Linked DNA regions of Mus musculus: region 2 is linked to region 1. A link is a loop called in an ENCODE intact Hi-C map of the cell type or tissue named here. Cell type or tissue: left cerebral cortex. All regions are shown on one strand. Links, peaks and the distances in the headings refer to the core of each region. The heading gives the core; the rest is flanking DNA.

Evidence for each region. Peaks named below come from ENCODE experiments on the same cell type or tissue, not always from the same donor. Only the 100,000 strongest peaks of a DNase experiment are listed, where the experiment ranks them.
Region 2: a loop joins it to region 1, with 2.4 times the contacts of the local background. A loop is called at or near these places in 10 of 42 quality-filtered maps.

The regions. Positions count from the first base shown.
Region 1 is chr9:108,992,074-109,007,089 of GRCm38, reverse strand. Pfkfb4 (6-phosphofructo-2-kinase/fructose-2,6-biphosphatase 4) reads right to left here. Exons shown (of 14, transcript NM_173019.5): 1 at 14,978-15,016; 2 at 8,115-8,231; 3 at 7,881-7,977; 4 at 1,452-1,518. Among named protein-coding and RNA genes, the nearest start is that of Pfkfb4, 7.7 kb to the right of the region's middle. In left cerebral cortex, for the core only: CTCF peaks have their summits at 3,707 (motif pointing left) and 6,190 (motif pointing left); DNase peaks (open chromatin) are centred at 3,698, 6,162 and 8,331; H3K27ac peaks cover 1,109 bases.
Region 2 is chr9:109,867,422-109,882,437 of GRCm38, reverse strand. It overlaps Cdc25a (cell division cycle 25A), which reads right to left and starts at 6,859. Exons shown (of 15, transcript NM_007658.3): 1 at 6,279-6,859; 2 at 5,204-5,277; 3 at 4,128-4,170; 4 at 3,171-3,207; 5 at 2,503-2,604; 6 at 861-965. The coding sequence starts at 6,448. In left cerebral cortex, for the core only: a CTCF peak has its summit at 7,102; DNase peaks (open chromatin) are centred at 5,883, 6,414 and 6,998; H3K4me3 peaks cover 1,764 bases; H3K27ac peaks cover 674 bases.

The DNA.
Region 1 (15,016 bases), core at 2,515-10,514:
CAAAACCAGCTAAGCCCAGTACTGCGATTTGGATGTGGTTTTTCTCCTAAGGTTCATGTCCAAGTTCTCCCAAGAGAGATGCAAGTCTGGCCTACCCAGCTCCGTGGTTTTCTATCTCCAGTGTGATCTTTCCCTCAGTGGCTCCTGTCACAATGCTATTTAGACCCTTAACAAAGGCTGGGGGGTGGGGAAGTGCCCAATCTAGAACCTTTAGCCTCACAACTGTAAGCTAAACCTCTTTTGTGAGGGACGGAGACAGGATCTCACTATGCAGTCCAGGTGGCTTTGAACTTACTGTGTAGGACAGTCTGGCCTCAGACAGGCAGCAATCCCCCTGCCTATGTTTCTCAAGTGCTGAGATTACAAGTATGTGATACCACACCTAACAACACCTCTTTTTCTTTTTTATATATTTTTCACTATATTTAGTGTGTGTGTGTGTGTGTGTGCATGTGTAGTCAAGCCAGAAGACCCAAATTCAAACAGAAAAAACGTTTTTTTGTCTGTTTGTTTTTGTTTTGTTGTTGTTGCTGTTTAAATCAACCAACCAACTGACCAAACAAACATCAGGACATTTCTGCTAGGCAAGGCCTCACCCCAAGTATTCCCCAAGCACTATTCTGTTGTTTGGACATGGGCTCTCAGGCACCCCAGGCTGGCCTACAGCTCCTTATACAGCCAAGGACGCTCCAATCCTCCTGCCTCTACCTCCGTAGAACGGGAACTACAAGCACGCAAAACCATGCTCAGTTTATTCCGTGCTAGAGGTCAAATCCCAGACTCCGCGCCTGCTAGGCCAGCACTGAGCTACACCTCCAGCCTCTTAACTGAAGAATGGGATCTGTGGGACTCACTTCAATAACACAAGCAGGTCAGCAAAGCCGAGAGAAGGGGGCCTGGGTTACAGGACAGGTGCTTTTCCCAGGACCGTGATGGCCGTGCCACAGGTAGTAGATACAAGTTGGAACTGGGGTCTGAGAGCTCCAGGAGGCATGGCTCCAAAGGGAAATCGGTAGGAATGAGATGCACGGGCCAGGGGCGATCTTCCTCATGGTTACCCCAGCTCTCCCTGGACCCACACTTCATCTGCCTGCAGGGATCATCCAGCAACCTGGTAGAATTCCCTCCCCAGGGTCTGGAATGGTAACCGATATGGGCAGGGCTCCCTAATCCAGAAGTTAATGTGTGGAACACTGAGGTATGCTGCTGCTGGTGCTAACTTCTAGAAGGAAGAACTGCGGCGTTAAATGTAGATTCAAGTCCAGGGGAAACGCAGGCCCAGACAGTTCCTTCTGTATGCTTCTTCCCTGGCTAGCACCCTCAGGCGTGCAGGGGCACACCCATCCCACTCACTTCCCTTCCAGGTGCCTGGTAAGCAAATGGTGAACTGGGCGTGGGGTGAGGGGAATCCTAAGTCTCACTCTTGACTGTTTCTAGGGTGTCACACTTACCGCCACATGTCCCCCCTCCTCACTGAGGAACTTCCGGACATCACTGAGGGCTGCTAAGGCACACTGCCTTCAGGAGAGAAAACACAGAGTGAGCTTAGCATCGGACCTTTAACCCTACCACAGACAGAGGAGGGGACAGACAGGGGAGGGGACAGCCCTCCGGTCTCCTCCTTTTTCATCTGTCAGCTTGTGGCTCTCATCTGCTGTGTCCCTGGCTGTCGGTTTTCTGAACGCTACTTTCCTTTGTCATCTTATCGGGGACCCGCTGTCACTCTGCCATGTTCACGACTCTGAAATGTCATGCGTGGTCTATGATTACCAAGATAAGTGCTTTTCATGAATTAATTTATGTTTGGTTTATTTATTTTATTTCGTGTATATGTGTGTTTTGCCTGCATGATGTACATCGTGTGTGTGTGTGTGTGTGTGTGTGTGTGTGTGTGTGTGTGTGCGCGCGCATGTGTGTGTGTGCCTGGTGCCCTCAGAGATCAGATGGGGGTGTTGGATCCCCCAGAACTCGAGTTACAGGCGGCTACGAACCACTATGTGGATGCTGGGACTTGGGACTTGAACCCAGGTTCTCTGTAAGAGCAGCAAACGCTCTTAACCTTGGAGACATTTCTCATTTCTCTGACCCCGGGATAAATGCTTTCCAATCAGACATTCTCTGTGCTGGGGCCGAGGGCAGCAAGGAAGGACACATGGCTGCACATGTCCTGGAAGAGAGACCTCCACAAACCACCCCCTAATGGAGCAGGCTACCATCCTCTCTGCCTCTAGCACAGCGCTGTGCCCGCTCAGCTCTGACCCCGGATGATCAGGTGCAATGATACACTTAGATGCCTCGCTTGCTGTAAAATGACGGCCACGTGGAGGCCATCCCCACTTAGCCCACTTCTCCTAAAGGTCTGGAGAGACAAAGCTACCTTTGCTTTGTTTTGCTTGAGGGAGGTCTCACTCTATAGCACCGGGTGGCCTAGAGCTCGCTATATAGACCACGCTAGCCTTGAACTCACAGAGCTCCACCTGCCTCTGCCTCCCACGTGCTGTATGTTTGCTTTCTATCTATGACATTCTCCCTTTTCTTTTCTTTCTTTTTTTTAAAAAAGATTTTTACTATTTATTTATTTTATGTATGTGAGTACACGGTAGCTGTAGAGGTGATTGTGAGCCTTCATGTGGTTGTCGGGGGTTGAATTTTTAGAACCTCTGCTCGCTCTGGTCAGCCCCACTCACTCAGTCCTTGCTCTAGCCCAAAGATTCATTTATTATTATTAGTTGACTTCTGATATACCAGAAGAGGGCATCAGATCTCATCATGGGTGGTTGTGAGCCACCATGTGGTTGCTGGGATTTGAACTCAGGACCTTTAGAAGAGCAGTCAGTGCTCTTAGCCGCTGAGCCATCTCGCCAGCCCAACATCCTCCCTTTTCAAACAAGCAATGCTAGAGATGGAACCCAGGGCATGGCCCACTCCAGGCAAGCCCTCCCACCTGTGCCTCACTTACTGTCATAGACCAGTGCTAGATCTCCCATCTGTGATCTCAGGATGTGCATGCACCCCACCCCCACCCCCACCCCCACCCCCACGTGTCAGTGTCAGTGTCAAAGGACTATACTGCATAGATGTCATTGTGGAGCCAGGTCCAGGTCACTAGGTAGCTGTGCCCTCGTGCCTCCTGGTGATCCTCTGTGCTCTGTAGGGTTTTCCATTAAAGCTGCAAAGAGCTTTCCTCTGGGAGTTGTAGAGAGACAGCTCAGTGGTTCATGGCAACTGTGGAGCTTTTAGAGGACATGAGTTCAGTCCCCAGCACCCATCAGACAGTGCAAAACTAAGCAACTCTAATGCCAGAGATCTCTGTAGTACTTGTATGTATACGGCGCGCGCGCGCGCGCACACACACACACACACACACACACACACACAAAGATATTTAAAAGTTAAAAGAAAGCCAGGGAGTGATGGCAGCACACGCCTTAAATCCCTGCACTTGGGAAGAGGAGGAAGGTGGATCTTTGTGAATTGGTCTACAAAGTACAGCCATGGCTGTTACACAGAGAAATCCTATCTTGAAAAACAAAAATAGACAGACAGAAGGACAGACAGATGGACAGATGGACGGACATTAAAGCAAATCTTAAGGGGATAGAGAAATGGCTCAATGGTTCAGAATGGTTCTGGCTAATGTTCCAGAGAACCAGGTTCAAAACCCAGCACCCACATCCAATTCTGTGGACTCTGGCTCCCTCTTCTGGTTTTTGAGGGCATGGCAGGCAGATACACACATGCAGAAGAAACACACAAAAATAATAAAATGAAAGAAAAATTTAATCTTTAAAAAAATGTTTTTAAGGGGCTAGAGTGATGGCTTAGTGGTTAAGAGCACTGGATGCTCTTTCAGAGGACCCAGGTTCAATTCCAGCACCCACATGGCCGCTCACAAGCACCATAACTCCAGTTGAGGGAATCCAGCACTCTCTTCTGACCTCAGAGGACACCAGGCATGTATGTAGAGCACATGAAGTCACAACACTCACACATATAAAATAAAGGATAAAAAACATTTTTTAAAAAAGTGTTTTGCCAAAATGTCTGAATTCTGCGTCTAGAAAACGAGCACTGCTGGCCCATTTTCCGACCAGCCTGCAGGTCAGTATGTTCTGGGCTAAGCTTGGCAGCTGTTCTGACTGTGGATCTACTGTGGAGGAGGAATCCCAGGGCCTCAAAGAAAATGCCAGGAGAACATCTTAGGGGCCTGCGTGCACACTCATGTATGAGTGTACACATACACTTGTGCTTGCATGTCTCTGTGTGGGCATGAATGTACTGTACCCATGTATGGGTTTGCAAGTGTGCCGGCGTGTGTGAGAGCCCCCTGGACTCTTGCTGGATGAACTGAGAGATCCTGTGGGACTCCAAGGAGACAGCTTCCATGCTGGTTCCTGTGGACTTCACGCCATGAGCCTTCCCTTTCTGTCAGTTTGCTGTAGTGGACCTTAGCCGTGAGTCCTGGGAAGTCGGCAAACCTGAAGGGAGTCTTAGGGTCCAAGTGTGCTTGGTGTGCAGATGTAAACAAAGGCTGAGCACGTGTGTACGACTCAGTATCACACCCTCAAAAATGAGCCCAAGTGAAGATTCCCACGTGTGCGTACACACTCTCACAGACAGTGTGGCCATATGTGCTCAGGGGTTGTGCATGTATGTGAACATGCCCATGTGCGCATATGGTATATAGTCTCATGTGTATGTAGATATGTGCATATAAAGTATACGCATGAGGTTATATGTCCATGGTATACACAGGGAGCTCATGTACGGTAAGAAAACAGGATAGGAATGTGCCTGGTGGGGTGTGTGTACATACATGTGCCTGTATAGATGCATATATGAGCCAGCACAAACTTGTTTACACCTTTGTCTTACGTGATTTTGTATATTTGAATGTTATGTAGCTTTTGAGACCTCGACAGTGGGTGTGCGGATAGAAAATCGCCCCTTTCTTCTCCTTCTCAGACTTCCCATTTTTAAGACTTCTGGTGTGCTCCCCGCCCCCACCCCCGTGGCAAATGCCTGTAATCCCAGCGCTTGGAAGGTGGAGACAAGAGAGTCGGAAGTTCAAAGTCATTCGTGGCTATGTAGTAGGTTCAAGGCCAGCCTGAGCTCCTGTGTGGCATCGATCTCAAAACAAAACAGAACAAAAATTCCTTCTGCCTGGCCTGAAGGTGAAGCCAATCTATCAAAAAGGCCCTGGTTCAATCCCTGGTACTGCAAACAACAACAAAGGAAAAGCCAGAGCAAAATAAAAACTACTTCTGGTCCTTTTTTTTTTTCCAACTCCTTAGAAGAAAAACTGGGATGGTCCGTGGAAATTGGCCCTGTGGCCCAGTGGCTAGATTCAGGCTTTAGGTGTAGAACAAAAACAACAGGACTGTCTGTCCCATCCTCTGCCAGAGGCTCCTGTGTCCCTGCAGGTGACCTCGGGTTAGTTCCTCCCACCTCTCTGTCTGGGTTTCTCATCTGAATTACTCCCCACATGCTGGCCTCTCAGGAGCCCCAGGGAAACCGCTGGCAGCTGGGGATACCGACACCACAAACACTACATCCCCACACGCTACTCCTCTAATTCAGACTGAATGGCCCCAAACAGTGTTAACCCATCCTAAGCTCAGATGCACACCTGGGAAGGCACCACCACTGAGCAAACGGGGCCTACGCCTTGGCAATGCTTTAGATTTTGCACCTGAGATGTTGACCTATTAGCCATGAGATATTTAGGTGAGTGGATGATGGGAAGTTGTTGTTGTTGTTGTTTTGTTTAATTGATTGGTTTTGGGTCTTTTCAGACATGGCCTCATGCTGCCCAAGCTGGCCTTGAAGTATGTAATGGATTGCTAACCTTAAACCTGACCCTCCTGCCTTCACCCCCTAACTGCTGGCACTGTAGGCACGGACCTCCAAACTCAACAGTTACTTCAAATGTGAAGAAACCTGTACAGAGTATATGAGACTCTTGGACTTTGTGAGCCTCAGTTTCCTTGCCTATAAAATGGGGACAACGGATATCAGCCACCAAGCATGCAGTAGATCCAAACATCAATACATCTCCTAGCCTCCAGTCTTACCTAAATGTCAGACCCCTTCTGGGTGATTTCCCTGTCTCACCCCTATGACTCAAGAGCAGAGGAAGCAGATTTAAGTACACAGTGGGGTGCGCCTGCCCCCTGGTGGCCATAGGGAGAATAGGTAGTAGCCTAGTGCACAGCTCCAGGTCAGAACTGCGAGGCTGGACTTGATTTGAGAAAGTCACTACTACTGTCCTACCAAGATGCAGAGGCAAGTCTGCCACCACAGCTGACAAGGGGCTTGTGGTGGTAAGTGACTGTCAAGCTGACACAGCCTTAGAGTCACCTGGAAAAACTCTCCATGACAAACTGTCCGCATCAGGTGGGCCTGTGGGCATGTCTATGAGGGATTTTAAAAAAATATTTATTTTTATGTGCACTAGTGTTTTGTTTGTATTTTAAGTCTGTGTGAGGGTTTCAGGTCCCCTAGAACTGGACTTACAGACAGTTATGAGCTGCTGTGTGGGTGCTGGGAATTGAACCTAGGTCCTGTGGTAGAGCAGTGTTCTTATCCACTGAGCCATCTCTCCAACCTTTGATTTCTTTTTTCTTCTTCTTTTTTTTTTATTAGGTTAACTGAAGTGGGAAAACCTGCCTTGACCATGTGGGTGACACCCTATGGTGACCTGGTCCCTGAACCGTATTTAAGAGTGAAGAGCAAGCTGGGCAGGCAGGCAGGCACACACTTATCACCTCTCTGTTTTGAGCTGCGGGTGTGACCAGCTGCTTCTGAGTCCCGCCTTGACCTCTCTCGGTGGACTGCAGTCTGAACCAGTAAACCAAACCCACCTTTCTCCCCTATGCTCTCTCTTATGCTTTTGTCTAGTGTCTTACCACAGCAGCAGACATGAAGATAGAACAAGGCTTATTTCTGTTGTTATTTAGAGACGGGTCTCACTATGTAGCCCTGGCTATCTGGAACTCACTATACAGACCAGGCTGTCCCTGAACTCAGAGAGATCTGTCTGCATCTGTCTCCCAAGTGATAGGATGAAAAGTATGCACAGTCATGCCCAGCAGGACACAACTCTACGAGCATCCCACCAGCCCTTCCAATAAGGACATTTCATCACTCTTCAAAACATTACGCCTTAATTGGGAGGGGGACAGAGATCGTGAGTGTCAACTACTCATTCCACAGCATCCAAGCCATGTTAGACTAAACCCAAGGCCTGGCTGGCACATGCCAAGAACATGCCAAGCACATGCCAAGAACATGCCAAGCATAGGACAAACATACTCCAGTACTGGTGAGAGTGCCCATCTTGGGACAGAAAAGAAATAATAATATGCATCTTCTAGGGTAGCCTGGAGTAGACAAACAGGACCTCCATGTCATGCGATGGTCCCAGACACGTCCTGGGTAAGCCTCGCCTTTCCCTGAAGCCCCTTCCTTCCCATAGAATGTCCTTACCAAAGGTCCTTAACACTGGGGCAGGGAAGGGACAGCCATCAGGAGGCTACACACAATTTCTCCCTAAACCCATTATATGCCAAACTCTCTACAACCTGAGAGGTTAAGAAGCCAGACCTACAGCTGGGCATGGTGGCACACACTTTAATCCTAGCATTCCAGAGATGGCAGCAGGACTCGGCTCTGAGGTTCCAGGCCCTGTCACACAGCATCGAGCCAGCCCCGGCACCGAGCCAGCCCCAGCAGGCAGTCACTGCACTGAGTAACTGCAGCTCAGGAGCATTCAGAGTTTGAGAGAGGAGGAACTTCTTAGCAAATGGGTTGTAACTTAACCAAGCCTTCTCTAGGGCAATGCCCCACCCTCACTCCTCCCCCACCCTCACCACACTTACTTCCTGATTTTCAGGCCTTCTTCATTGTCTGGGAGGAAAAACTCAAAAGATTTGTACGTCTTGACTATGTCCCGGCGATACTGACCAACGTTGAATTCTGGGGGGGAGGAGAGACAGGTCAGGAACCCTACCAATCCCTGCCCAGGACTCTTCCCTGGGTCCTGACCACCACCCAGGCTGGCTTCTCTCTTTCCCTGCCTCCACAGTCCTCCCATGATCCCCTTGGAGCCTCACCCCGAGTAGGCACGCCAATCCAGTTGAGGTACCGCGTCAGCTTCTTAGAAATGTAGGTCTTGCCCCGGGCTGGCAGGCCCACCATGACAATGAGTGTCGGACAGTTAGTCATGCAGACTGGAAGGCAAGCAGCACTGTGATAGTTAATGTGGATTGTCACCTTGGTGGGATTTACAGTCACCATGGAAACAAGTGTCTGGGCTTTTCTATGAGGGAGTTTCTAGTAGGTTAGCAGAGATAGGGAAAACCTGTCTTAAATGTGGGCAGCCAGCATGTGGGCAGGGGGCCTGGACTGAAAGCAAACAAAAACCAAGGAAAGATGAGCAACAGCGCTCATCCATCTCTCTGCTTCCTCACCGTGGCTGCCATGTCGCCAGCCACCTTAAGCTTCTGCCGCGCAACTTCCTTGCCATGATGGTCTGTCCCCTTGACTGTGAGCCAGAAAAAACATTTTCTTCCTTAAGGTATGTTGTCACAGCGACAAGGAGAGCAGCTAGTTTCAGGCACATGGCCACAGGCTGTTGGATCACTAAGTCTCCCTCTCGACCGTGTTGGATCAGCCTCTGGGCACAGGATTGGTACCAGCTGTACGTCCCTGGCTTCCTGGCATCAGACAGCCCCCTAAGAACCCCCAGAGCCAGTCTTAGGCTGACATTTGCTCTGTTCCCAAGACTCTATGGGCTCTGGAACCTCACCGGCCGCTCTATCACAAAGCACACATCGGTATGTATACAAGGCACAGGCCAGCAATTGGACATTCTTAGGGAGCTGTCCATTGCCCAAAGGACAGAGCCAAAGCCTGCCCCTCTCACACAGGAATCCATATCCTAATCTCCATCTACCTCATTTAACAATGTGCCAGTTCCACCGTGGTCTCCTGGTCTCCTCCTTCAAGCCAAGCAGTGGTGGTGCACGCCTTTAATCCCAGCACTTGGGAGGCAGAGGCAGGTGGATTTTTGAGTTCGAGGCCAGCCTGGTCTACAAAGTGAGTTCTAGGACAGCCAGGGCTATCACAGAGAAACCCTGTCTCAAAAAACCAAAAACAGAAAAAAAAAAAAAAAAGTCTCCCTTCAACCTGTCCTTTTCCAAGAGCACCTGCACACGAACCTGGGGCATTTTCACCCCTTATTTGGTCACCTCACTAATGACTACAACTCTAGACTGATTCCTTGGAGTAGCCGTTATTAGTGACTGTCCACCAAGCCAAGCAACTACCAGCTGTGCCTAGGTTTGTTGTTTATATCCCCTCGTGGAAGTGTGAGCAGGGTTGGGAGACCCTCACCGGAGTATCCGGCTACACACTACCACCTGCTGTGTGTAAGGACCCCTCACCTATGTTCTGTAAGGAGGTCCAGTCAACTCATCAGCTTAGACTGAACTTGTGGAGCTGTGCCTCCGAAGGCCACTGGGACATTAGGAAGAGGGGTAGAGCTTGTTTGAATCTCCCCCAGGGAAGGATTTAACCACACTATCCCTGCAGTGCCCCAGCCACCCATGGCCCTGGCCCAGCACCGATGTGCAGTAACTAGGAGCAGGGAGACAAGAAGTACATCAAGGTGAGGGTCACATGGGACTGAAGCAGAGGCCCAACAATGACAATCCTCTTAATAGTCTGCTCATCTCCATTTTACATGCTACCAAGTCGGGATGTCAATCAGAGAAGTTGCCAAGGCTGGAGGCAGGGAAAGACCTGTTCACAGCGTCCCTGCGCTTCAGCTGCCTGGGACTGATGACCAAGCAGCAGGAGAGCTTGTGACTCAACTCAGCTTCCAAAGTGACCAAATGTGACCCCATCCTAGTCACAGGAGCCTTCTTTTTCATCACCCATAGGACCAGGGACAGTAAAACCAGAGGAGATGGTTGGGCGGTGGTGGCTCATTCCCTTAATCACACAGCACTTGGGAGACAGAAGCAGGAAGATCTTTCTGAGTTTGAGGTCAGCCTGGTCTACAGAGCGAGTTCCAGGACAGCCAGGGCTATTAAACCAAACCAAACCAAACCAAACCAAAAAGCCCATAGGGGACAGACTGCTAAGCAGATGTGGTGAGCTGTCCCTGCCTCTCCTCTGTCCACTTAGTTGCCCTCCTTTGCCAGACTATAAAGAACCCCCTTAGCTGTCTCTCTAGAGCACAGAGCTCAGGGACAGCTCTACCTGGTGTCAGCAATCAGGCAAGCTTCCATCCCTGTTTTGAGTCTGGCACCTTCTGGCAACTCTAAGTCTTGCCCTCACAGCATGATTTAGCACTTTCCCCAAGGAAAAGCTGGAGCTTGCCTGGGAAGCTGCGCCCTTCGCCTTGCTCCAGCAGCATCCTGGACTATGGACACAAGCGAACTTCAGCCCCAACGACACTCAGGTCAAGGGATGTGGGCGGCATCATTCCTGTGCATGATCCAGACATGGAACCCCCGGGGGGGCGGGAAGGAGACGTGGGCTGAAGCAAAAGGGAGGACACTTGCAGAGTAACCTCAGTATTGGCTAAGGTTAGAAGAAACCAACGGAGTTAAGCAAGGCCCTGCCTCCTCCTCAGGCCCAGCAGACTTCTGGAGTCTGTTATTTGCACAATTCCTGCCCAGGCTGACAAGGAGTGCTGAAGCAATTTAAAGAGAGTATATCAGGGGCAATCCATCCGCCTGTCCCTACCGATGGACACCTACACACACATACACACTACTGCTCCCTCAGGGGCAGTACTGAGGCACTGTATCTAATCTTCACACCTGTCCTAGAGTTTCTGTTGTTGCGATGAAACACCGTGACTAAAAGCAACTTGGGAGGAAAGAGTTTATCTGACTGACACTTCCATATCACTGTTCATCACTGAAAGAAGTCAGGACAGGAACTCAAACATAGCAGGCACCTGGAGGCAGGAGCTGACGCAGAGGCCTCGGAGGGTGCTGTTCACTGGCTTGCTCATCATGGCCAGCTCAGCCTGCTTTCTTATAGCAGCCGGGACCACCAGCCCTGGGATAGCCCCACCCACAATGGGCTGAGCCCTCCCCCATCAATTACTAATTAACAAAATGCCCTACAGGCTTGCCTGCAGCCTGATTTTCCAGAGGCATTTTCTCAGTTGCGGCTCCCTCCTCTCAGATGACTATAGCTTGTGTCAAGCTGACATAAAAACTAGACAGCACGACATCTATTTTTCCAGAGTAGACCTGGGCCTCCTCCCACAGTCTCTGGTGACAGTGCCCCTGTTCCCCTCTCCCATCAACCCACAAGGTGGGCAGTCAGGGCAGCAGATTGGATCTGGGCACAAAACAAGGCAATAAATTGGTGATCACCTCTGCTCCTTAAGATAAGCTTCCCAGCAAAGAAACAAAGCAAACCAAAGTTCAAGAGCATTCGTGGCAGCCCTGCCTACAACAGCAAGATGTGGAGATAGGCCCTCGAGGGAAGAAATTATTATACACAGGGCAGAACCAGGGGGGACACTGCAGACCTTGAGAAAAGTGAGAAAAGGTGGGGTCTGCAGTCAGACGCTAGCCCTGGGCCCATAAGGACTCCAACATCTGGTAGCCAGCACATAACACCACACACAGAAAGAAGGAAGTCAGAAGACTTCCTGTCAACTCAGCCCTCTCTGCTTACTTTTTCCATATATTTACTGAAGGCCACAGAGCCTCGGAGCCTAGAGGCCTGAGACATCTGTGGCAATGGAGAGCTTATACCTGCCCACCTACTTCCAGGCACTTCTGCCAAAGGCACAGCCACAGTCCCTGGAGTGAATTCCAGGTAGACACCTGAATTGACTACACCTGTTTCCCGCATCTTGACCACACTGAGGAAGGAAGAACTCTTCAAAATTAAGCAACATCACATGACAGTCCCACTCAGGGGACAGAAGTTGACTCTCCAGGTGCCCTGTGCATACACACAAATCCTGTCACATCTCAAGTCACTAAAAGAAGCCATCAGAAAACAAGACTCGGGGCTGCAGAGATAGCTCAGTAGTTAAAACCGCTTCTTCTTAGCCTGGTGTTGAGGCACACGTCTCTTTAATCCCAGCACTCTGGGGGCAGAGGCAGGCGCATCTCTGTGAGTTCAAGGCCAGCCTGGTCTACAGAGAGAGTTCCAGGCCAGCCAGGGCTACACAGAGAAACGCTGTCTTTCAACAACAAAGCTCTTGCTCTTGCAGAGGACCAGGGTTTGGTTCCCAGCACCCACAGAGGAGCACAAGGGTCCAGAACTCTAGTTCCAAGGGATCTGGTGCTGCCTTCTGACCTCTACGGACATTAGGCACACACACAGTTCACAGACCTACATGAAAGCAAAATACTCAAACACATAAAATAAGTAAATAAAACCTAGGAAACTTAAAAAGAAAGAAACAAAGGAAGACGGACGGACAGGCAGGCCAGCAGACAGACAGAGGCAAGAGAACACAAGGTCAACACTAGCCCAGTCTACTACATCCTCAAAAACAAAAAACAATATCCTACCTGCCACGGTACTGGGGTCCCTCATGCCCTGTCCCATCTCCTCAGAGCTCCTAAAGGTCTAAGCTGGGATGCTAATGGTAAGGAAGACTAATAGCTTCCAGACACGTCGGCGTGGCTCTGGGTTATATAAATGTATCAAATTTTATCAACTGCTTATGGTGTTCGAGACTGGAGAACGTGCCTGTGTCAATTGGCACCAACACCAACACCCCAAGGAGCTGGGGACCCCGAGGAGCTGGGGACAGCAGAGAAAACCCACCAGCAGCCCCAACTAGAAGCAGGCATTTTCTTCCTCGGAAGGGTCTTGGTCAGGCCATCTATCCTTCCTTGCCCTAGGGGCTTTACTGTCCTGGCAGTCTTCCAACCTGGCCCCAGGTCACTGGTCACAGGTGCATACAGAGAGGCTGACTGGCTGTGCTGTGACCTCTGGGATCCCTGGCTAGGGCACACATCTGTAAGCCTCATCTTTGGCCATGTCACCTCCCGTCCAGAAAAGTGTATGTAGCCTTGGCTGTTCTGGAACTCATTGTCAGGCTGGCCTTGAACTCAGAGATCCATATGCCTCCTCTGTCTCCCTGGGACGAAAGACACGTGCCACAACCACGTGATACAAGAGCCACATTTCAATCCTATACTTAGAACTTAGGGAAAGATGTACAGGCCTGGCCTTGGGAGCAGACAGAAGGGTCTGGCTCAGGCTGACACCTCAGTCCCCGACTCTGATGTAATAAAAGGCAAAAAGGAGATTGGTGGTGGTGAGATCTACTTTCCTTTCTTCCCTCTGTTTGTGTTTTGTTTTGTTTGTTTATTTTTGAGACAGAGTCACTCTACAAAGCCCTCACCACCCTGGGACGCACTATGTACTTTGAGTTGCTTCAAACTCAAAGAGATCCTCCTGCCTCTGCCTCCTGAGTGCTGGGATCAAAGGTTTGCACCACCACACCCAGCTTGCTTCCAATTTTCAAGTATTTACTTGTTAGAGGCAAAAATGACAATGGTCTCATCCTAGGCTGAGGTCTAAGGGTTGGCTCCTTGTCCAAGATCACACAGCTGGTCCAGGATGTGGCTTGAGCGTTACTGTCCCCAAAGTCCAGGTCCCTGCCCTTCTGTAACGGGGGCAGCCACCCTCTGGTCTGGACGGCTGTCCTAATAGACTGGCAAGGAGCTTCTGATTAATTCTTCCTTTTGGAAGCTGGCCAGGCTAAATCCACAGCCCCTGAGGACTCAGAATGTGTCTGTCTGCACAGCTATGGCTCCACCAGTACCCATACTGTGGTCAGAGCCACCACCCACAGGAACACAGTCTGCTTCTGAACTACTGCCATTCTAGGAGGACCCAAGTCATGATCATATAACACACGCCTTCCCCACTCCCAACCCCTCTCATTATGGTAATGGTCAAAGTCGTGGCCTCAGGCTGGCCTTGGCCACAGAAGCGTAGAGGACCCTCCCCTCCCTTATCACACACAGCAGCCTTTAGGAATGCACGGAGACCCTGGCACATCACACAACAGCCTGATCTCCATTTCCATATCTGCGCCACCAGTTGTACGAGATGTTCTCTGAGGTCTTTGCCAAGCTGCAAATTCATTACAATATTTGAGTTACTTATAAAACAATTTTTTTCTTTTCCCTGTCAATAAAAAATTACAGACTCGTTCAAGAACAAACAGAAAAGCCAAGGAAGTAGATGAGAACACTCAGGATCCCAGAAGAGGTAAGTCACTTCGCAATTCACAAATTCCAGCATAGTTCTTTGATGTTTGACTCTCCTGTGCAGTTATTTAACAGTGAACTCAAGTGGGTGCTTCCACATCCAGGGGCACAGATATAGGTCCATATGGTGTGCCGTTCCCACTGTCCAAATCTTGACAACTGTACTCCCCCAAAGTTCCTCTAAAACTTTGGCATTAAAACCAAGGGGTACCTGAGGACTACTAACTAGCCCATGGCTAGGCTTTCAAAAGTTCTCAGCTCAAAGAAGCCAACTGCCTTGTCTGGAGCTACACAACTCAGTTTCCAGCCAGACTTCCCGCTAGCCCACTCTGTGGCCAGGAGAGAGTAAAGAGCCACGGCCACAAACGAAGTCCTCTTCTATACACAGGCACTGGAAACAGCTCGGGTCGGTGCCTATCCACTGGGTCAGACCCAGTCTCCAACAGACTGAGATGTCCCCTCACATCTGTCCCCACTCCTGCTTCACCACACTTCTGCGGGCCACTGTCACGGTACCACGGTCACTCCCGCTCACCTGTTCTCAGCCTCTCACCTGTCCCCGACTCCGCCCACCAGTTACAATAGCCTCACCGGTGCCTGCTTCTCTACCAGTCTCCTGCCTTTTCACTCGAGACCCTCGTCTAGGCCGTCTACCCACCCATCAGGGTTCACCTTCTCTCTCTCCTTTAGGACCCCGGTCTTACCACCACGCTGGCTGGCGTGCAGAGCGGGCCTGCCATTGC
Region 2 (15,016 bases), core at 3,949-11,948, 870 kb before region 1:
TAGCTGGGACTACGTGTGTCGACATAGCCAAATAATCTTTTGCTTTTTGTTTCTTGAAACTGATGCTTAAGGGGTACCAAGATCATACACCTCATCTATGCAATGCCCTACCTTGAAAACGAATTTGGTGTAGTGGCAAACACTTGTGATCCTACAGGCAGGAGCAAAAAGAATTCAAGACTAGTTTTGACAAATTTGAGGCTAGCCTAGGGATTTAAGGGATTCTGTCTCAAAAAAAAATTGCGAGTAACAGCAAACTCTCCAGTCCAAACAAAAGCCAAACCAGTAGATAAGCACAGGCTTTTAAAGTCTGCATCCCCAGCATCCATAATACAGGTGCTCTTAATGCTTAGGCAGTTACAGATCTTAGCACTCTCACTCCCAAGTGTCTACCAAAACCAATCAGTTTCAGATATATTTTCAAACTATTATCATGTACTGAGGAACCTATAGTTAAATTCTAGTGTTTTTACATGTCCTTTGATGAGTATATCAACTTCTCTAATGAAACTTTCTAATCTGCCAAATGAGGCAACTCCAGTTAATTCATAGGCCTCAGCCATGAGCCATCAAACAATAACAGTAAACTTGCTTTTCTGTTTTTGAAACAGGATTTCATGTAGCCCAGGCTGTTCTTAAATCATAGCAGAGCTGAGCACAACCTTGAACTCCTGGCCCTCCTCCCTCTACCTTCCAGATGCCACAGCGCGCGCGCGCACACACACACACACACACACACACACACACACACACACACACACTCTCCATGTTGTAAATACGAAAGCCACACACACACACACACACACACACACACACACACACACTCTCCATGTTGTAAATACGAAAGCCAAACCACGTACCATCCGAGCTGGGGCTGAATTCTGCCTGTGTGTAAAGGGATCTTTACTCTCCTCGTAGATGTGACGAGATGCAGGTCGTATTGGCTTTTTAAATTCAAATGCTTCCTGCAAAACAACATATTTGAAATATTTTCTACTGTCCATAAAACAGCTCTAGGGCTGGTGGGGTGGCTTGGCTGGTAAATACACTTTCTGGGAAGCCTGAAGATGGATTAGAATCCCATCCCTGTACCCCACACAGTGGAGAGAGAACACACTCCTGAAAGCTGACCTGTCTTCATGTGCACCGCGGCACGCTCCCACCCAAGGCTTTCTCTTTCACTAAATAAAATTAAGGAAAATTTGTTGAGTCTAGAGAGATGGCTTAGCAGTAAGAGCAGAGTTCCTTTCAATTCATTCATTCTGTATTCTGTATTCTGAGACAGGGTTTCTTCCTGGAGCCGTGACTGTCCTGGACCTCAGTCTGTACACCATGCTGCCCTTGTCCACCTGCCTGTCTCCCAAGTGCTGGGATTAAAGATGTGCAACCCCCACAACTGGAGAACACAGTTCTAAAAGACCCAGGTTTGATTCCCAGTACCCACAGGTTGGCTTACAACCATCAGTAATTTGTTTCAGGGGATCTGACACCCTCTTCAGGCCTTTGCAGACACCAGGAACATACATGGTACACAGACATACACCAAAGCAGAACACCATGTGCAGAAAGATGCATGCCTATCTTTAAGTTACAGAAGCACACTTGTTATTAAGTACTAAAACCAGTAACTGCTAATATCAGTTTTTATTACTAAGTACTCTCTGAACATAAGCTTATCTAATCATCAAATACAACCTGCCTGTTCAGTAAGAAAACTACATCTACAGGTTCAATGGTGTGCCTACGATCTTGAAGCCAGAGAGGACCACTCCAGAAAGTTATTTAATCTATCTATTTCTCCTTTAGAGCAAAGCTTCCAGGAAGACAACCTTGGGAGAAGTCAAGTTTGAGTCAAGAGCTACATCTAGACTTTGGTCCAGTTGTACTGGAAAGGTTGACAAACTGCTCCAAGCAGTCAAGGAGGGAATCCATTTGCATGGAATACCTCATGATGTCTCCCTAAGTTGCCAGACAAAATCTGCTTTCATACAAGACGTAGGTTTTGTAAGGGTTATTGACTGGTATTTTGGCAGGAAATGGGAAACAACAAATATATGGAAATAGAGTGGCCGAGAGGCAAGCCAATCAATCTGACCAACTATTCTAGACAAGACACCCTGTACAGTTTAAGAGAGAAAGCCAGGCAGGGCACACATGGACTTCTGGATAAAACACACCATCCTCAAAGCAACCATTTCAGATATTCTCCACAGAACTTGCATGGCTTTGGATTTTAGCGTTTCAATCCAGTGTTTATAAATGTGACAGATACTCATCGGAGGAAATAAGGTACAGGAAAAAGGCGCTGGCCTAGCAAAACTCCAGCATCACAAAGCTAGGTAGAAGAAGCAAGATTCAAAATCAGATTTCTCTACTGAGAGGCTAGGTGTGGCCTTTCCATTAGTCAGGTTAGATGGCAGCCCAACCATGTCACTTGTCAGCTGCTGACAGACACTTAGGTTTCACTGCCAGCTGGGGTTGCCATGGTGATGCTATGCTTACATTTTCTTTATTTTCATCCTGGTCGATGAGGTGAAAGGTGTCGTGGTCTAGAGAATCAGAGTGGCTCCTCTTCAGGGCTGGGCTACATCCCAGGAGCTTCTGCTATCAAAGTAAAACAGAGAAATTGAGTTCACAGAGGCAAGCACAATGGAAAACTCAGGTTACCTTTTTCTTTTTTTAAGATAAGGTTTCACTTTGAAGACAAGGCTGGCCTTGAACTTGAGATGACCTTCCTGCCTCAGCCTCCCAAATGCTAAGATTACATGTTTGACCTATTATACCCAGCCAAAACTTTAATTCTTAAAGAAATGAAGTGGGGTTTGGAAAAACTAGCTTACCACCACATAAGTGCCCAGGGGTTCAACCTGCTCTAACTCAGAATGGCCTTCCACCTAATCAGACAAGGTGCATTGACCTCTTGGCAGGTATGATATAGTGCCATACCAACCCCCTAGTAACATTTGCATAAAAAGAACATTTCCTGGTTTGATAAAACTGAGGTGAGTACAAAGTCCACAAGAGGCTGTTACTGTTGAAGTTCCTCTAGGTAATACCTTACTGCCTATGTGTTTACAGGGATGTAGAAAAGCAATGCCCACTTTCTCATCGTAGGGAAAGGTGTTTGATGGAGCAATTTACAGGTATTAGCTCAAAACAACAGAACTTACAGGTAGGGAATTTATTCTCGTCAGGGAAATTTCAAGGCTGTAATGAGATCAAAAAGGTAAACATAAGAATAAAGAGATATTCATATGAGCAGATTCACATTGCTCAACCTAGAGTAGGGGCATGGCATGGTTCTCATTGTAGCATATACAAGAATAGTGTTCTCTGATCTCAGGAGCGCCCCAGATCGAAAAAACCAACCCAACCCAAACCCCAAGATGTCTCCTACAATACATACATCCGTTCATTTAAGGCCTAACGTCAAAAAGGAGAGCAGGGGAAATTACAGCTAACCTAAAGGGGGGGAAGTCCTGCAAACTGCTGGTATGAAGCAGCACTCATTCCCAGTAGTGTTTCTAGCATCCGAGCAACTCAGCAGGCACAGCTAACTACAGAGCTCTAGTCCACTGTATGAAGAACGTTATTCAAAAATTAAGTTTTGACCAGGAGCAACAGCGCATACCTTTAACCCAGCACCCATGAGGCAGGCAGGCAAGCCAGGGCTTCAAAATGAGATTCCATATCAAAAGCTAACCAACAAGTTTCTTCCTTTTGGGAGGTTCTAGGGATTCACCCTGCCTGGGGCCTCACATACCACACGAGCACTCTATCACCGAGTTTGCACTTTATTTATTTATTTATTTATTTATTTATTAATTAATTATATGTAAGTACACTGCAGCTGTCTTCAGACACCAGAAGAGGGAGTCAGATCTCATTAGGGATGGTTGTGAGCCACCATGTGGTTGCTGGGATTTGAACTCGGGACCTTTGGAAGAGCAGTCGGGTGCTCTTTGCACTTTGAGACAGGATCTTACTACATTGCCCAGACAGGCCTTGAGTGTCTGATCCTTTCGCCTTAACTTCCCGAGTAGCTGAGACCGCAGGCCTGTGCCACTGGGCTTACTTAAGGAAAACTTTCCTTCTAAGTAGAAAATTTTAAAGTAACGAATACATACTTTTCTTTACTGTCCAAGGGCCCAGGAGAATCTAGACAGAAACCTTTGAGAAATAAAAACAAAATTCTTAGGAAGTAATACACATTCTGGTGTTAAGCAACATTTCCTAAGTGCACCCATGGATCCTCTATTTGCAAATACCATCAAGGGAAACAAGATTGAAGAGGCCAACTAATATCAAGATTGACTGATTTTTTTTTCCCCAGATAGTACTGACCCCTCTAAGTTTTTGTGGAGTTATTTTTTCAAATGTACTCATTTAGGGGTATGAAAAATACAACCAGGTAAGTTCAGTTCCAAGGGGCCAATCTGGTGTATATAGTGACACTGTGTCTTCAAAAAGTAGCGTTAGAGAGATGTTTCAGAAGAGCACAATTGCTCTTGTAGAGGACCTGAGTTCAATTCCCAGCCACCACATGCTAACGCCAGTAACTCAGTTCCAAGGGATCCGACACCCTCTCCTGGCCTTTGAGGAAAGTACACACCACATGCACACACGAGAGGCATGTGAGCCAACATCCACATATATAAAAGCACACATTAAAAAAAAAAAAAAGAAAAAAGAACTGGAATAAAGATTTGGCGCTTCTTCTCTTCATAAACTGTCTCAGGAGCTTCCTCTGTACTCTACTAAAGGGTGTTTGTCACTTCACACCACACCACACCACACCACAATTTCTATGTGTACTGTTGCCAATTAAATTCCTAGGCAAGATGCTTCCCGAATGGCTGACTCCAGATGAATGTGAAGGCTGAACGGACACCTGGAGTGGTCAGGGGGATGGATGGTGGCCCATGCCTTTAACCACAGCACTCAAGAGGCAAGAGGCCAATGTGATCTACATGGTGAGACCCTGTCTCAAAATAAATAAATTGATTTAATTAAATTCTTAAAAATAAGTGGCTTAGTGGTTAGTAGCACTTGGTGCTCCTGTAGAGGGGACAAATTCAGTTCCCAGCAGCCATATCAGGCAGCTCACAATGGCCTGTAACTCCAGCTCCAGCGGCTCTGATGCCTTCTGATCTAAACACACACGAGCACATACATAGACACACATGAACAGTAATGGCAATACCTGAATCGGTCGATTCTGAGGAGCCCATTCTCTGTAGACTGCTGTTATTTCTCACTTCCATTTTCTCACAGTCACTGAAACCAAGAGAGGCACCTCCACATGAGCAATTTCTAGCACATGATTAAAAAAAAGGTGACATACAGGCCACGAAGTAGCCAGGCTGCCACAAACCATCTTTGAGAGACCAAGCCAAGGACACCCCACTTGGCCACCCAGAATACCCCAGTTGGCATTTAAACAAAGAAAGGAGTGAGTGGTTTGGCCTTGGGCCACATTGTCAGACAGGCCTGTGGCAAGGGCTGGGTTTCCTTAAAGGAGAGCCTCAGTCTGAGGTTCTGAGTGAGCCAGGAGTAAGGGCAAAGGTGACTAGGCCAGGAGTCCCAGCTTTTCAGGGTTTGCAAAAGTTGTAAGACAAGTTTAGGAGGCGAAATACCCAACATCGAAGGAAAAGCAACTTCACTAAAAATAGTGTTAAGCATTTTTGTTAGTGATAGTGGTGTAGGACTACAAAGTCCTCGAAGATTTCCAATATGGAAAAGTTAGGTAAAAAGTGATAGCTTAAAAAAGGTAGTAGATGGGTAGATACAAGAAACGTGCCGGCCAGGTGGCTGCATAGATTTTACACAAATGCAAGAAAAGAAAATGCCACGTCCCTTTGTTGAGAAGGAACAAAGCTTACAGGAAACTAAGATCCGGCGCGGGTGGTTCAGCAAAGAGGGCCTAGGAGGACCCATTCTCACCCTCCCTCCCAACCCCCATAAGGGTAGATTCCAAAGACTTTTCTGGAATAGAGACAGCGTAGAGAGAAATCTGAAAGGGGTGAACAAGACAGGATGCCCAGCAGGCTTCCTCGATCTCCGCGGTCTGGCTCTTGGCTGAGGATAGCCCTGGACTATCCGAACGGCCTCTCCCGCCCAACATTCCGCCCGGGAGGGAGGGTGCACATGGCGGGCCCTAGCCAGGCCATTCCGGGTCGGAGCATCAGAACCAAGTGGACAGACTCTGTTTCCTGCTGGATCATCCCGAGGGCCGACCAGAGGCCAGCGGCCTGGGGCATCGCTCGCTGGTCTCTCACCTGCCCAGTCCTTCCAGCTGGTCCATGGTGACCGTCAGGTTGGTGACAGGGGACAGTCCGCCAGCAGCTGACGCGCCAAACAGCATCTTCCCCGTGGGCTGCGGCGCAGGCGTGGGGCTGCAAGCGAAGAACAGGCGGCGGCGGTGGGGGGGCTCCGGGCCCAGTTCCATGGCGCCGCCGGGCCTGCCCGGACTCCCGCTCCGTCTTCCTCCGCCTCCGCTGCGCCGGGCCCCGCCCCGCTGGCACCGGCTTCAGCCGCGTGCCACGCCACCAGCGCCCGCGGGTCAAACACAAACACGACCCCGCGGTTCAGAGACGCGGCCGCCACGGGCAGCGGCGCGGACCGGCGAGCGTAGGGGACTCGGCAGGCGCCAGGCACAAGCACCGGTGCTTCCCTCTCTGTCCCGCGAGGCCCGCAGGCGGGCGGGCGCCTGCAACCTCAAGATTAAATCCAAACAAACTCCGTGGAGGAAGAGTCTTGAGACCACCGCTCCGACTAACTCGCCTCACTTTTTTTCTCCCTCCTTGCTCCGTAGCCGGCTCGCAGAGAAGGAACCTTCACTTCCCTCACCACCAAAGTGGCCTTAGCGTTAATTGCTGCACACTCAGGATAGCCGCCGCCCCGCCCCTTTCCTAGTTGGCGCCAAACGGAATTCACCAATCAGGAAGCAAACTTCTCCTCGCTCCCGAATGACAGCTGAGCCGGACCAATGAGAAGGAAAGGAGGAAGCGTCTCGTGGGCCTCCTCGAGGTCACGCCCTCTCTCGGTGGGGGCGAAGCCTGAAGAGTTGGGAGGTGGCTGAAATGAGAAAGGAGTCAATGAAACTTTCTGTGGGGGCGCTAGTCCCTACCGAAAGGCCCCGCTCTTTTTCAGTTGCATGCTGGGTAGTGTAGTTCCTACAGCGTGTGCTACACACCTGTCTGAGCTACTGAGCATAGTGCTGTGCACTTTTTTTTTTTTTTTTTTTTTTTTTTTTTTTTTTTTTAGGAGACAGAGAGACTAGGGAAGGCCATCTGGACCAGGCGTTGGCTCTTCTCTAACTGTGTGGTACAGTACCATGGATCCTGGATCCCTCTTTTCCTTCACAGGACTTCAGGCTCTGATTTTGTCTTTCTTTTTTTCTTTTTCGAGACTGGGTTTCTCTGTGTAGCCCTAGCTGTCCTCGAACCCGCTCTGTAGACCAGTCTGGCCTCGAATTCAGATCGATCTGCCTCTGTCTCTGCCTCTCGAATGCTGAAATTAAAGGCATGTGCCACCATTCCTGCTCCAGACTCTGATTAATTAATTTAATTAATTTTTGAAATAGGGACTTTTTTTTTTAATAGCCCGGGCTGAAACAGGAGTAGTTGAGAGCTATGATCCACAGATAGCAAGCAGAGAGAAGGGGGTGGGGGGAGGTGGGATGGAGAAAGGAAGAGGGAGAGGGAGGGAGGGAGGGAGGGAGGGAGGGAGGAAGAGAGAGAGAGAGAGAGAGAGAGAGAGAGAGAGAGAGAGAGAGAGAGAGAGAGAGACTTTGCCTGGTGTGGGTTTTTAAGAACTCAAAACCCACTCCCATCTACACACCTGTTCCAACAAGGCCACACCTTCTCTAAAATCCCTCCCAAACAGTTGGGGATCAAGCATTCAATCATATGAGCCCATGGGAGCCATTCAAATCACTGTAAAAGTACTAGGCAACATTTAGTGTTTATGTACATGACAGTGTTTCATGTGTGATAACTCTACTAGTGTACTTAATCTTTACAAGTCTTACATCACAAAAATAATTCCAGGAGGGACCAGAGTGAAGGGAAGGTAGTTACTTTATTCACTATTTAGATGAATAACCATTATATCACAAGACATGGTTATGGGCTTCTTAAGTATCTTCACTATGGCCATATTTGTGATTCCATATATTTTTCTTTTGAGACAGGGTCCCGTGCAGTCAGGCTGGCTTTGGACTCTCTATAGTCAAGGATGGCCTTGAATTTGATCTCCCAGTTCACCACTGAACTTAGTTTTGTGCTTGTTAGGTAAACACTTCTAAGTAAGCTACATCCCACCCTACCCCCATTGAGCTTCCCCAGTTACATTGCTCAAAGGATGTAATTTGAGCTGGGGAAGGTGAGAAATACCTGCAACTACAGAATGTGGGAGTTGGAAGCAGAAATTTAAAGTCACCTTCAGCTGCACAGGGAGTTCTAGGCCAGGTGGGGCTACTTAAGGCCCTTCTCAAAAAACAAGCAACACCAAAAAAAAAAAAAAAAAAAAAATGTAAAGCGGGGCGTGGTGGCGCACTCCTTTAGTCCCAGCACTCGAGAGGCAGAGGCAGGCGGATTTCTGAGTTCGAGGCCAGCCTGGTCTACAAAGTGAGTTCCAGGACAGCCAGGGCTATACAGAGAAACCCTGTCTCGAAAAACCAAAAAACAAAAAAAAAAAACAAAAAAACAAAAAAACAAAAAAAAGAAAAGAAAAGAAAAGAAAACAACAACAACAACAAACCTAAGCAACAACAACATTAAAAAAAAAGTCTTGGAGCTGATAAGATGTCTCAACAGGTGAAGATGCCTGTGAGCCAAACCTGATCTTTATTTTTCGAGACAGGGTTTCTCTGTATCGCCCTGGCTGTCCTGGAACTCACTCTGTAGACCAGGCTGGCCTCGAACTCAGAAATCCCCCTGCCTCTGCTTCCTTAGTACTAGGATTAAAAGTGCGCACAACCACTGCCCCATCAATGTGTAAAGATCAAACAAAATTGAAGTAACACGATATGAGTTGGCTTGCTTATTTCTCTTAAAGGTTTTCTCTTGTAAACGAAGTTGCAAGGGAGCTTGTACAAGGCCACAAACTTTCTGGCCCTGAGTAAGCAGAGCTGCTATTTCAGTGTTCTTCATATTTGTTGCTTGTTAGTGGTACTGAGGGTGAGTTTATTTTTAAGAGTTTTTATTATTATTTATGTATGTATATGTGTGTCTGTGTATGTGCAAGTGCCTGATAAAGCCAGATGCATGTCCCATCCCTCAGAGCTCCCATTACAGGTAGTTCACAGCGACCTGATATTTGTGCTAGGTGTTGAACTTGGGTCCTCTGTAGAAACAGTACCTGCCCTTAACCCCTGAGCCATCTCTGCTGTGGTGGACAGTCTTTTCAGACAGAGTTTCTTGTATCCCAGTCCCTGGCCTCATGGCCTAAAATAGTTTTGAACTCTGGTTTTATGGATGCCTGTTCCCAAGAGCAGGGACTATAGGAATGTGCCACCATCTCCAATGTAGACTGGGGTCACACAAAAATAATATAGACACTATCTCAACCTAGCTGTCTTGCTTTTTTTCCCCACACATCATATATATTAGAGATGGTTTGATTTCAGCAGATAAGTGGCTAACAGTTTGGAAAGACAGATTGTTTTTGTTTCATGCTAATTTGATCGGAGGTCACATGCTAAACTCTACATTCCACTGAGCTGCCTTCCCAATCCAGCTCAAAGAAAAGGGTTGGTTTGTTTTGTTTTTGTTTTTCAAAGGGTCTTGATATGGAGTTCTGGCTCCTTTAGAAGTTATGTAAAGCAGGCTGGCCTAGAACTCACAGAAATTCACCTACCTCTGCCTCTGTAGTGCTTGCACTAAAGGAATGGTCCACCACAAGCAGGTTTTAAAAGTTCACAGTTTTGAATTAGGCAGAGTGGCGTCCACCTGCAGTCTGAGCACTTGGGAGGTAGAAGGGGGAACTAGGAGAATAATGCATTTGAAGTCACCCTGGGCTATACAGTAAGCCCAAGAGACCCTGCCTCAGAAGGAAAGGAAGTCCCCGCCCTCTCCTTAGACATTCTGGTCCTCTGGGTTAGTTTGGGTCCCACCTGAGATTTATATAATTAAAAAATTCTCTAGATTATTTGAAACAGCTAGGTTTGGGGACTACTGACCTGACTTTTTCATTTTGCTTTTTATTTTGCCCTACCTTCTCTGGATCTTGCTATATATAGCCCAGGCTGGCTTCAACTTTGCAACAATTCTCCTGCCTCTAGCTCCCAAATCCTGGCATTACAAACATGAATCACCATGCCCAGCGAGACCCCAGGATTTAATTATATTAATTAAATGGTAGTTGTATTGGTTGTTATGAGTAATAAGTTTTGTAGATGGTATTTGGGGAACAGGCCATCTGCTCTGTAGATACAAAACTATGGCTTGTATTTCAAAGGGAATAGGAATTCATTCTGGAGCCAGAGATGAGTGACCATGGCCCAGAAACACAGATTCAGGCTACCCCAAACACCCAACACTTTCACTGATAACACAAAGAAAATTATAATCAAGGTACTTTAAAAATACATTAGCGGTTGGGCCTGGTGGTACAATCCTCTATCTAATCTCAGAACTCAGAAGACAGAGGCAGGAGGAAGCCAGTTTGGTCTACACAGTGAGTTCCAGGACACCCAGGAGTAGAGAGATAGACCTTGTCTTAAAAACAAACAACCAAAATAAATAGAAAATGAAAATACATAGGTGGGTCCAGTTTGGTGGTACACACCTTTTAGTCCCAGCAAGGGGAGGCAGATCTCTGTGAGTTCTAGACCAGCCTGGTCTACCTAGTGAATTTCCAGGATAAGCCAGGCTTCATAGTGAGACCCTGACTTAAAACAAAATAAGACATTGTTGGAAATAGCCAAACAGAGGATCTCTGTATGGATGCCAGTGCTTTCTTAACCACTGAGCCATAGCTCCAGCCTCTTATCTAATAACAGTCTATGCCTTTGGGCTGATGCAAGCAAGGAGTCAGTGGGCACATTCCAAAATGGTAGTCGCACAGATGTTAGGGGAAACACAGAGATGGCAATAAACAGTTATTTAGAGGGTTAAAGATAGCTCAAGATAACGTGTCTCCAGACTTGCCTCATTCTGGGGCTGCTAACTGCTAAACCTGAAGTTTTAATCGGTCAATCAACCTTGGTGACTGTTTTACCAGGGAGGGTGTGGCCTTCTCCTGGAAACGGATTTACCTCCTGGTTGTTCAGTGCGAGCTCAGGAATGCCAACAGTTTCCAGCACAAGCTTCATGATCGATCTTTCATAGGCTTTCCCTGTACTGTTCCCAACATTCCTGGTCTCCTCCCCTCCCTCAGCTCAGAGAACTCTTACATCCCCCTTTCTAACAGGACTCTGGAAGAGTGCACAGGGCATCCTTAAATGGAAACACTCTTTCTAAACTTCCTGCCGCCGCCCCTCCCCCCGCCCCCCACTGCCCCTCTACACAAGACAGCACTTCCTTCCCTCTGCTCCTCTGCAGGGCTGGGTTCAGGTGAACCCCCTAGCACTGACTCCTCCCAGATTGGTCCTTCTAACAGTAAATCTAACTACAGCCTATTGCTAAAGCGTGTAAAGCATCTCTAGTTGTTACAAAGCAGGGGCTGGGCTGCCCTCGGTAAACTACGCTTTGAATTCTAGGCCAGGCTGGACTACCTGAGACCCTGTCTCAGGAAACAAATGAGTGTGGCATGGCAGCATACATCTTTAATCCCAGCACTTGAAAGGCACAGGCAGGTGGATCTCTGTGAGTTCAACGGCAGCCTGGTTTACGTAGTGAGTTCCAGGACACTCAGGGCTACATAGTGAGACCTGTAGTAATAATAAATAAAATAAAAGAAAGAAAGAAAGAAAGAAAAAGAAAAGGAGGGAAAGGAGGACGGAGGGGGGAAGGAGAGGTGAAAATTACAACCTCCCATGGTTGAAGATACAGAAAATAATATTTTATATATATATATAACATATATATATATATTTTCAAGGAATGGTAGCACGGGCCTTTAATTGAATACCAGCACTCTGGAGGCAGAGGCAGGCAAATGTCTATGAGTTTGAGGCCAGTTTGGTCTACATAGTAAGTTCCAGGTCAGCCAAGGCTACATAGTGAGACCCTGTCTCAAAACAAACAAAACCTTATACCAATAGGCTCACAATGAAGCTCATCTGGCAGAGAGGTGCCATGTTTCAGTTCCCAGCACCACATGAGAGCAGCTGAGGTAGTACGGGATAAACCTGAATCCCAGGATTTTCAAGGTCTAGGCAGGAGGATCAGAAGTTTAAGGTCATCCGTAGCTACACAGTAAAATTCAAAGCTAGCCATGGATACAATGAGACGGGTCTCAAAAAATAAAATAAGAGCCTAGAGAGATGATTCGGCGATTAATAACACTTGGTGCTCTTATAGAGGATACTGTTCAGTTCCCAGCCCCCATGCCATCTCTGTTTCTAGTTCCTGGAGATCACACACCCTCTCCTGACTTCTGTGGCTAACAGGCATGTCTTGTGGCACACATATATACATGTAAGCAAAACCTTCATACACATAAACAAATCTAAAATAAGATAAATTTTACCAGATGCATGCCTATAATTCCAGCCTTTGGGAAATTCAGGCAAGGGAACCTCAAATCTAAGATCAGCTTGAGTAACTTTGACACCTTGTGTCCATAAAAAAAATGCAAATAGAGTTTTTAGGGCAGAGCCATTAGCCACTCTGCCTCCAGAGTCTCAATGAGCCAATTAAAGATACATGTAAAATGCAGAAATTTATTCAATATGGCCAAGTTGGGAAGAAGAAATATAAAGGAGTCTACTGGCCTCACCTCTGTCTTAGGGTACTGACATGGGAATTAGGTTTAAATAGAAGGCAAGAATGCCTGATTAAGCAGTCCTGACCAAGATATGGTCTTACCCACCACGGTCAGGCATCCTGCAAATTGCTCATCTGCCATCATTGGCATCTCTCAGGATCCAATCTGAAAGAAGATTATTTCTCCTTCAGGGTAGTCCCACCCTCCTGGAATACTGCCTCCTTCTTCTTGGTATTTGTGTGCAGTGGTTTGTCCTGTGACATTCTACTGTTCCAGGAATCCAGGGTGTCTCAGAGAAAAGGGTAGCTGGGCAGTGGTGGCGCACGCCTTTAATCCCAGCATTTGGGAGGCAGAGTCAGGCAGAGTTCGAGGACAGCCTGGTTTACAGAGTGAGTTCCAGGACAGCCAGAGCTATACAGAGAAACCCTGTCTCAAAAAACCCAAAATCCAAAAACCAAAACCAAAACCCAAAAAAAGAGAAAAAAAAAAAAAGAAGAAAAGAAAAGAAAGAAAGAAAAGAGAGGGGGCTGGTGAGATGGCTCAGCAGTTAAGAGCGCCGACTGCTCTTCTGGAGGTCCTGAGTTCAAATCCCAGCAACCACATGGTGGCTCACAACCATCTGTAATGAGATCGGACACCCTCTTCTGGTGCATCTGAAGACAGCTACAGTGTACTTACATATAATAATAAATCTTTGAACCAGAGCGAGCAGGGTTGACAGGAGCGAGCAGAAGTCCTAAAAATTAAATTCCCAACAACCACATGAAGGCTTACAACCATCTGTACAACCTCGGTGTAGTCACATACATAAAATAAATAAATAAATAAATAAATAAATACATAAATCTTTTTTTAAAAAAAAGAAAGAAAAGAGAGAGAGAGAAGAGGAAGAAGAAGGAGAAGGAGAAGGAGAAGGAGAAGGAGAAGGAGAAGGAGAAGGAGAAGGAGAAGAAGAAGAAGAAGAAGAAGAAGAAGAAGAAGAAGAAGAAGAAGAAGAAGAATGACTTCCTGGTCAGGTATAGCTTGAGGTACAAATGACAGGCTCTTAATACCTTGCAGATTCAAGAGAAGACTCAATGCTTTTTAGTAAAATGCTTTTTTAAAATTTCAATAAATTGTTTAATCATACAACATGCAGTACACTATTATATACAGTTGAGAGAGACAATTAGGGATGGGCAGCAGCCTCGGAGTGCTTTTTGATGAACCCTCACCTACCTACAGATGAGGAGAAATGAGTTGTCTGGGAACTGCGTGGCTGATCCCAAATAGTCTCCTAGAGGTTGCTGTGAGGCATGAGATGATAGGAAGATAAAGTACCACGTGGAGCTTTTTGTTTTTGTTTTTTGTTTGTCTTTGTTGAGAGAAAATCTTTTTAACTTTGTTTTGCTGTTATTTTATTTGTTTGTTTATATTTTGAGGCAAGGTCTTGCTTTGTAGTTTAAGCTGGCCTGGAACTCACAAAGACCAGGCTACTTCTGCTTTCCTGATGCTGGGATTAAAGGTGTGTGCCACCACTGACCGGATTTATTTTTGTTTCATTGTGTGCGAGAGCACTTGTGCAGGTGTGTATGTGCGTCTATGTGTGTAAGTGCTTAAGTGCCTATTCAGGCCGGAAGAGTTGGGTCTTTCTGGTGCTGGACTGACAGGCCATGGGAACCTCCTGACAGGAGTGTTGGACATCAGACTTGGTCTTTGGAAGAGCCCAGGAGCCATCTATCTCCTCAGCCTCCTGACTTTGAACTTGTTTACACTTCTTAAGAGTAAACACTTACATATATGTTTGCTTCATTTAGAGAGGCTAACCTCAAACCCAGTGGTCCTCCTCCCACAGTGCTGGAGATTTTAAGGATCTACTACTAAGGCCAGTACTTGCCAGAAGAGGGCCACCATGTGGTTTCTGGGAATAAATGTAGAACCTCTGGAAGATCAGCCAGTGTTCTTAGCCCCTGAACCATTTATCTCTCCACCCCCTCTATTCCTTGTTTTAAATATTTCCTCCATTACATTTGTTTCAACAGTGCCCCCTCAAGCCCTGCTGTTTCATTTGTTCGTTCATTCATTCATTCACTCAACAAATATTTAGAGCTTGTTTTTCTCTTGGTGGTTCTGGGGATCGAACTCAGAGCTTAGTACTGTTGCA